2 separate regions of the Homo sapiens genome follow, and region 1 is linked to region 2. Evidence: chromatin contacts called from ENCODE Hi-C data. All regions are on one chromosome and are shown on one strand. The core of a region is the stretch at or near the end of the contact, and the rest is flanking DNA. Distances in the headings are between cores, read along the strand shown. Region 1 has its middle 65 kb from the start of MIR492. Region 2 overlaps PLXNC1 (plexin C1).

Region 1 (4,750 bases), core at 1,498-3,997, 510 kb before region 2:
AGGCAAAAGGACGTTCAGCAAGGTTTAGCAGGGAAGAAGGACTGTGCTCAGGTGCGCATGTAAACTGGGCAGGAGAGCTCTTGAAACAGGAAAAAGACAACTTGTTCATGTTGCTCAATGTTTTTCCTGGTAATCCTTGACAAAATTCATGCAGTTCATCTATCCATACACAAGGAGTGCCTGCTATATATCGGGAGTAATACAGAAGTAAAAGAAAGGGCTCGCAAGAAATCTGTGATCTAATTAAAAAGATAGATTATAGTGTTATAGATTTTTAAAAAATATTAGCATCCATTGTTGGTAAAGGGAAAAGGAGATGAACATCTTTAAACACTGATGCTGGGAGTATTAATTGATGCAGTTGTTCTAGAGATCAATTTAGCAATACTTACAAATGCTCTAATTTGTATTTCAATTTGTCAAGCAAGTCCACTTATGGGAATCTATCTGGAGAAACTAATAATGGAAATGTGCATAAGCACGCAAGAATGTTTATTGTTATTTTTTATGGTAGCCAAGAAGAAAAGGAAACAAGTGAAATGTCCCGTAATGTGGTGTTATTGACAACCTTGTCTGGCCGTACAATGGAATGCAATGCAGCCTTGAAACAACGCATTTTAGAAGAGAGTTAAGTGACCTATGAAATATTAATGCCACATTGTTAAATGAAAAGAGTAGATCACAAATCAATAAGAATCCCATGACTCCAATTTTGCATAATATGTGCATAAAAACAATGTCAACAGTGGCTATTTCTAGGCTCTTTGAATCTTCAAATTTGTGTTTGTTGTGGATTCCCAAATTTTCTACAGTGAACACATACTGCCTTTGTAGTTATAAAAAGCCGTTGACAATAGAAAGTAATAAAAGTGCAGTTTGGCTAAAGGCCTCGGCCAAGTGCCTGAGAGCCCAAGAGTGGAGCTCAGCAGAAACAAGGCTGTTCTTTTTCTCATGTGTGCGTGTGTGCATTATTTCATTCAACAAATACCTGTTGTGTTTGCAGGCATATGTTAATCCACGCATCACACAACCATGGAGCACTTACCATTGCCAGAGGCTGTGCTGAGGGCTGTAGGTACAGAAGCCTCAGCTCCACAGATGAGGAGCCGATTGTCATGGAGCGTCTCTTCTGTTGGAAAGAAACACAAGCAGATAAACAAACAAGAGAATTGTAGATAGTACCAAATGTTTTGAGGAACATAGCCAGGGTATTTTAATAGAGAGTGACTGGGCAGTCAGGGGTGATCTCTGAGGAGTTCACAGCTATGGAAAGACCAGGAAGAAAAATAAACATGAAAATGCCCTGAAGTAGGCACCTGCTTGGCTTTTGAAGGAGAAAGAAAATAAGTCAAGTGTGTCTAGAGCCTGGGGGAGTGAGGCTCCCACCTACATCTCTAACCTGATCATGTGTCTTGCTCCCCCAGGCTACCTACAGCCCCCATATAGTGTTATTGTCAGGATTAACTGAGATAATACACAGTGCCTGACAAATTAAACCAGCCTTAAACATTTTTGTGAGGTAATCAGGAAAAGTGGAGCACAAACGGGTTATTTGGCTGTATCAAGGATTTATTATCAATTTTTTAGGCATTATGACATTTGAATGTTTATGTTAAACAAAGGTCCTTATCTTTTAGAGGTACATGTTAAACTACTCATGAATAAAATGTTATAATGTTCAGGATTGACTTCAAAATTACCCATGGGGAGGGAGGCAGTGGCTGGGGGGATGACCCTAAGTTAATGATTAATAAAGCTGTACTCTGGTTACATGGAATCCATTTTAACATTCTCTCTTTTGTATGTTAGAAATTTTTATGATAAGAAGTTTCAAGTTCACACATCAATAAAAGTTTGGTGGAAGATGAGCCCACAGTAAATATCTCTTAAGTCTTCTTACTTCTGGAGATGCAAACCCACAAGCAAACTCTCCCTTTTCTGTGACATTCACTATTCCGCCTTTCTCGGATGTTAAGCTTCCTTGCAGAGGCTATTTTGAGGTGTGTGTCAATGCATGGGGCCATCTGTCATGAAGGAGTGGCCGAACGTTTTGCTGTCACAGCAGCAGAGGATGTTTTACTTAATGACTTTTAAATTATGCTTTGCATTTTCTAAGATAGTGTCTTCTGTGGGGAATAAGCTCACTGGATAGCACAGTTTGCTTTTAAATTGGGTCCAAGCCTTTTCAAAACATTAGATTAGAGTCTCACCTAAACTGTCTTTCAGGAAAGGCAAAGGATATGTATAGGGGAAGAAAGGCAGTAGGCCGAGAAACATGAATGGCCTCAGTTTTCTTTCAGCCTTCTCCTTAACAAGCTACATGGCTTTGGACATGTCATTTAGCTTCTCTGAGCTTCAGTTTCCACATGTAAGGAATAAGAGAATTGGACTAATTTCTCTGGTCCCTTCCAATTCTAAAAATCTCCTTCTTACTGATAACTTTCTCACTAAATATATTCATGTTCACTGGAGAAAATCAGGAACATGTGGAAAAGGCAAAGACAGAAATAAAAATCACCTTCGCTCTACCACCCAGAAGATAACTATTTTCAGTGCCTGTATATGTTATTCTTCTTAAGAATCAAATTCATGCAACATATTTTGTTGAACAACTAATCGGTACGTTGCATCAACCATTGAAGGAACGTAAAGATAAGCAGATGTGGTCTCTTCCCTCAGGAGTTGGTAATTTTATGGCCAGCACAGTTTCCTGCTGCTTTACATAAGGGGCACTCCCCATGAGAGAGAACCTTGCGTCCGGCACTACACTCTGCTGAGTTTTAATGCTGTTTGCATTGTTATTACACCCGTATTTGAAAACTTTTTTTGAATATTATTTCTTCCGATTATGTGCAGAGGTAGAGCTCTTATGGGCAGGCTAATGCGTAAAGGGTAGAATTTTCCAAGAAAAGCAACAGATGCTCTTAAACCAGACTTTCTTTATTATATTCATTTTCTTTGGCTGCCTGCCTCTAACATATCAGCACTGATGCGGAGAAGCAACTTGTCTGCTTTGAATTTCACCTGCTGCCCTTGGGCCACACACAGCCTCCTCTGATGAAGCCTAATGGGCAATGCTGCAGTCAGGGAGCTGGAAGGCCGGCAGAGGAGGAGAAGGCTTTAGGTGCAACGGGGGGAATCCGGAAGCTAGCCCTCCTTCCCTGGGACAATTCACTTTGCAACAGGAGGCAGCAAGAAAACCTAGAAATCTGGCGAAAGTGGTGAAAGAGCACTGAAGGGAGGGAGGAGAGAGGAAAGGGTGGGGATGTGGAGAGACCAACTTATTTGGTTGAAATGTGCATATATTTGGCTGAAATGTGCATTCAGCGTGTCAGGGCTGCTGTATTATTCATGAAGCTCTCATGTGTCTTTTTCCACACCAGTTTCAAAGAGGAGATGTGTGATCCGAGCCTGGCAGAGTGCCCTGCTTACACAGCACCACCCCAGTACCCTGCCCTCACTTCAGGGGAATCTGGGTCTGTAGCCACAGCAGTCAAGAGTGGGGATTTTGCATTATTCTCACCTTCCCTGAATGTAGCATTCCTGTACCCACAAATGGAACATCAGTTCAAATAGTAAATATTGTATTTAAATTTTCTATCACAAACTTTGGGCATGTCTTTGAGTTTAGCATAGATGAATGTTCGCCATCATTCCATTATTTGAAAAAGTTCCTTAGCGCCCCCTCCCTCCCCTCTACGAATGGAATTTGCCTTCCAAGGTGCAGGAAAGAGACATGAAAGAAGAAATAAATATTTTTGATGGCATGCATTTGAGAATTTCCTAGTTCTCAAGGAATTCAGGCCTGACCATAACTTATTGGGTGTTTTCCAGAAAGGCAGTTAGAAACAAAGAATATGCAGAGAAGGAAATTCAAGTCCCATAACACAAATGGACATTGGAAAATCTGCCTTCCTCTTTTTTTTGTTTTTGTTTGTTTGTTTGAGAGGAGTTTCGCTCTTGTTGCCCGGGCTGGAGTGCAATAGCACAATCTCAGCTGGCTGCAACCTCTCTCCCGGGTTCAAGCAATTCTCCTGCCCCAGCCTCCCAAGTGGCTGGGATTATAGGTGCCCACCACCACGCCCAGCTAATTTTATATTTTTAGTAGAGATGGGGTTTCACCATGTTGGCCAGACTAGTCATGAACTCCTGACCTCAGGTGATCCACCCGCCTCGGCCTCCCAAAGTGCTAGGATTACAGGTGGGAGCCACTGCTCCCAGCCACCCTTCCTTTTAAGAGGGACACAGACAACAGGGAGCATGGGAACTTTGACGGTGTTCATCCTGGAAGGGAAAGTTCTGGAATAACACTTGGCCATCTCCAGATACTTGGAGGCTGTCACATGGAGGAGGAATTAAACTTCCTCTGCACATGATGCAAAAGTGTTGAACTGATTTATTAGTGTGTGAAAACAACAGACAGATTTTTCTTTAGGAAACATTTATAGGGTGATATACAAAGATGGAAGATCTTTCCACAGAGAACTAGAAAGTTTCTGGTCCCTTTAGGCAAAGGTTAGGAGACTGCTTCCCCCCCGCCACCCCTGTCCCACCCCCTGCCCACTGATTCCACCCTCCTCTTGCTTGCTGCCCTCTCAGCACATATCTTTCTTCCAGTTCCCCAAAGGAACCAAACCTTTTCTACATCATTACCTCTGTGTGGAGGTTACCCACCCTTTCAACATGCTAAAGTTTGTTTACCTTTAGGCTTCAGTTTAATTGTTACATCCTCCTATCTATATGTCTTTAC
Region 2 (4,330 bases), core at 818-3,317:
CATTAGCTGGGTGTGGTGGCATGCACCTGTAGTTCCAGCTACTTGGGGAGGCTGAGGCAGGAGGGTAGCTTGAGCCCAGGAGGATGAGGCTGCAGTGACCTATGATCACACACTTCAGCCTGGGCCACAGAGTGAGACTCCAACAACAACAACAAAAAAATTGTGTTGGGGTGGTATGATCTAAAATGGAGAGAAGGCTGCATAAACTCCCAATCAAATAGCCTTTGGAAAAGTGCATGTTCTCAAGATACCAAGTTCAGATAGTGGTTTGGAAATAAAATATGGGACTCAGGTTTGATTTCTCTCTCTTTTTTTTTTTTTTTGTAGAGACAAGGTTTTGCTGTGTTGGTCAGGCTGGTCTTGAACTCCTGGCCTCAAGTGATTGCCTGCCTTGGCCTCCCAAAATGCTGGGATTACAGCCATGAGCCACCATGCCCGGCCTGATTTTTTCTTAAAGGCTTTTAAAACATCAAAGAATGGACTAATACCTGTCCTTCACAGAAAAGTTCTTCTGCTTTTCAAGGGTGTGGATGACAGTAACAAGAAAGCTTTTATTACAGATTAGGGCATCCAAAGCTGTGAGACTTTCATTCTTGTCGTTGGCGTCTCTGTTCTGATAAAAAGAAAAAAATATATAGTATAATACAAAATCATATATAAGTTTAAAGTTAGAAAGTAGACCCACAATGGGTTTTCCAAGACAATGAATTATTCAATATTGAATTCATGATCCAAAAAAAACCCACAATAAAAATTCAAAGTAATAATAATAGAGATGATAGTGATGATGATAACACTATGAACATCAGGCAGTCACTGGGCTAAAAATGAAAACGTAGAGACTTACATGCATATCTTCAGTGAAGATGTGGGTGAAGCCACCTGACTGAGAGGAAGGAGACACTTTTATTATTCATAACATCCAAAGGAAATGAAGAGTGTATTTTTGTTATAATACCCAAGTCCGTTTTAATAAAGTAGAGACACTATTTGCTAATCTGAAGCGCCCCTGGGTTTATGGTGGCTGCGTATTCTCTAATACATAATAAATAATTATTCAGCTTTCAAGAAACGCCACTGAATTCCGAAAGCCTCTAAGAATAATAATTATCATGGCATTAGTTCCAGGTTTGGTAGATGAAGGTATCATCCCACGTTTTAGAAGAAGTGATTTAAGAGTTAAAGAAGGGGTCATTGATGAAGATTATGCAAATATCAGACCCCTCTTCAAGCAATTTACCTTCTAAAGATAAAGACTAAATTACGTTGTTAAGTTTTACAAGTCTTACCTAAGTAGCATCTACTGTTTCAATACACAATGATATTGAAAGACAGGGGGTAGTTAAAAGCATAGAATCTGGACCAAACTACTTGGGTTCCAGTCCTGGTTTTAATCACATACTGGTCACATGACGTGGGATGTGTTACCTAACCTCTCTGTGTCTGACTTGCCTCATCTCTGAAATGGGGACAGTAATGGTTCCCACCTCAGAGGTTTAGTGTGAAAATAAAATGGGTGCAGAGTAAGTGCCCTGTGTCAGTTATCATTACTGGTTTTATTCCTAATTTATAGCAAACTAGACCACAATGCTATCACCCCACTGGTTTCTAAATGCTAGGTAGCTCTGGAATATAAAAAGGGTTTATAGTGTATCATCAATCTTATTAAAAATCAATGGTTAAACTTTAAAAGTATGTTAAGCAATACTTTAAGTCCACAGAATGAGACTCTAAACTCAAAACATTCAAGTTTTTCTTCTTTTTTGATAATAATAGAAACTTTGAGCTAATTTTATATCTTGTGAAGTAAATTTCTTCTGTAGAGAATTTTGCTTCATAGTTTCAAATCTGCAAGCCCAAGCAAAAGACCTGAAACTATTTTGGCCATATCCTCCCCTAGTAAAAAGCAAAAAAGCCCCAAAAAAACAAACCAAAAAAACCCCCAGACCCTAGGTTTGCATTTTCTGGTTCTTAATATTTTTCTGCTGAACCAACTTCATGTAAATAGACAGGAGAAACAGGTTGATTCTTAATCGTAAATACGGAAGTGCCGCCCTGGTTCTCTCTGTGTGTTTTTTTGTTTGTTTTGTTTTTTTGAGACGGAGTCTTGCTCTGTCGCCCGGGCAGGAGTGCAGTGGCGCGATCTCGGCTCACGGCAACCTCTGCCTCCCGGGTTCAAGCAATTCTTTATTTTTTTTTGAGACGGAATCTCCCTCTGTCGCCCAGGCTGGAGTGCAGTGGCGTGATCTCGGCTCACTGCAACCTCCGCCTCCCAGGTTCAAGCAATTCTTTTTATTTATTTATTATTTTTTTTGAGACAGAGTCTCGCTCTGTCGCCCAGGCTGGAGTGCAGTGTGGCGCTATCTCGGCTCACTGCAAGCTCCGCCTCCCAGGTTCACACCATTCTCCTGCCTCAGCCTCCCGAGTAGCTGGGACTACAGGCGCCCGCCACCATGCCTGGCTAATTTTTTTGTATTTTTAGTAGAGACGGGGTTTCACTGTGTTAGCCAGGATGGTCTTGATCTCGGGTTCAAGCAATTCTCTGCCTCAGCCTCCCGAGTAGCTGGGATTACAGGTGCACGCCACCATGCCTGGCTAATTGTGTATTTTTAGTACAGACGGGGTTTCACCATGTTGGCCAGGCTGGTCCCTAACTCCTGACCTCAAGTGATCCACCCGCCTCGGCCTCCCAAAGTGCTGGGATTACAGGCTTGAGCCACCGCGCCTGGACCCGTGGCTCTCTGAGTTTTAAGGCTGCTTCCTCCTTTCATTCAAATTTCCCTTTTCTTCAGCTTAGATCCTCTGCCTACCCTTATTTCTTCTCCTACTTTATGCAAAGCAAAGAAGAGTCAATAAAATAAAAAGCAAGGCTTTAAAAGCCAAAACCGACAGGCAGAGCAAAGAACCCTGGCCTCCTTTGAGAACCTACAATCTCCTCTGGATTTTGCCTGTTGCTTTTTTGTAGGTGCTGAACACCCAAATCCTACCCCCACAGCCCCCAACCTCCAGGCCTAGAGGATTCGGCTTCTGATCAATCCATAAAGAGCCTAATTAATACCAGGACTTATCTGCAGCCTGGAATGCATTTAAGTGGCATTGTCTTCTTACGATCTGTTTCCCTGTTCTATCTTTTCTTAATTATTATAAAATCAGTTTTGACTTAGGTCTTCTTGAAAGGGTTCTGACAAATTTATGCATGTTTTTTCCTGGGTTCTCTCCTTTAAACAACTTCTGACTTCAATTTTTATGACTTTCCCAGTTGTTTTTCAAGATTATACACAACACTGAGTTAAATCAGTTTGCCTCCTTTGCAACTATCTCTCTTCTCCTAAAATAAGGTAGCATTGTTCCTGGGATCTTTTTTTTTTTTTTTTTTTTGGAAACACTCAACTTGCAACAGTGTTCCTTTACATTCATTACTCTATCTTGTTCTTGATTACCAAATTTAGAAGATAAGAACATTTCTTTTTTCAGGCCACAGATTATTCAGCACTCAAGGGCAATCATTAACTGTAAAAGCCCACACAGCATTCATGTTGATAGTCAAAAATCTCCGTTATTTTATTGCTTTTAAATTCTTAATGGGGATCTCAGATAGCTCAGAAATAGGACTCGTGATGCAACCTTTGCAGAAGCCCCACACAGTCATCCTGATTCGGGGAATCGAATTCCTTTCCCCAGGCGGTGTTCTGCCATAGAAATGGATGAGGTGGCAAATGGTAGATCTCGGTGCCTCGGTACTCTTGGAGGATAAGTTAAAGGAAACAAACTTCACCAGCACAAAAAGCTGAAGTCTTATTTACAGCCTTCTTGATTTATAACACTAAGGCTTGGACCAAAAAATATGGCAGGTGTTTTATGGAGGCATTCCAACCTCCAGACCCCGCATTACATATCATGGTGTCCTCTTCTAAATTATAGAGAAACTGGAAATTGCTTACTGCATGTGTCTGGGTTTCTGAACTCTAGGCTTCTGGCCAATTGTTCCGGAGAAGCTTCTGGTAAGGTGATACAAACTCTCCTTTGGCCTGGAGAGATTTCAGCCGTTGCTTAGAAGTCTAGATTGAAATGTGATCATTGGTATTGATGTGTTTAAGAGGTTGGGCCTCTATGTGGTCATCATACCGCAAAAAAGAAGGGCAATATGGCAGAGCTGGGGTATCAGGACATGGCAGTGATGATACGCAGGATGAGTGTACCTCGCCAAAGACTTGGGAGGGTAAATGGAGAAGGCTGAGTGAGTGGGTGAGAAAATGGAGGCGTGAGAACATAGGTAAGACCAGCAACCCAAAAGGTTAAGTAGACGACTCCTCAGAGCCCTAGAACAAAT

The links. Hi-C counts contacts between places; a loop is a spot of excess contacts on that map. Pooled maps may share reads with other maps.
Region 1: a loop to region 2 is called in a map with no recorded cell type, with 4 times the contacts of the local background. The contact joins two enhancer-like sites. A Hi-C loop is called at or near these places in 4 of 37 single-sample maps with no recorded cell type and 2 of 50 pooled maps.

What each region holds. Positions count from the first base shown.
Region 1 is chr12:94,767,213-94,771,962 of GRCh38, reverse strand. No RefSeq gene overlaps it. Among named protein-coding and RNA genes, the nearest start is that of MIR492, 65 kb to the left of the region's middle. RefSeq lists an enhancer at 883-1,442. Within about 2 kb of position 2,747, at least 6 of the 41 ENCODE cell types and tissues checked have a DNase peak (open chromatin) inside an H3K27ac peak, as active enhancers do.
Region 2 is chr12:94,255,893-94,260,222 of GRCh38, reverse strand. PLXNC1 (plexin C1) reads right to left here. Exons shown (of 31, transcript NM_005761.3): 18 at 848-886; 19 at 489-613. Among named protein-coding and RNA genes, the nearest start is that of PLXNC1-AS1, 82 kb to the right of the region's middle. Within about 2 kb of position 2,067, at least 2 of the 41 ENCODE cell types and tissues checked have a DNase peak (open chromatin) inside an H3K27ac peak, as active enhancers do.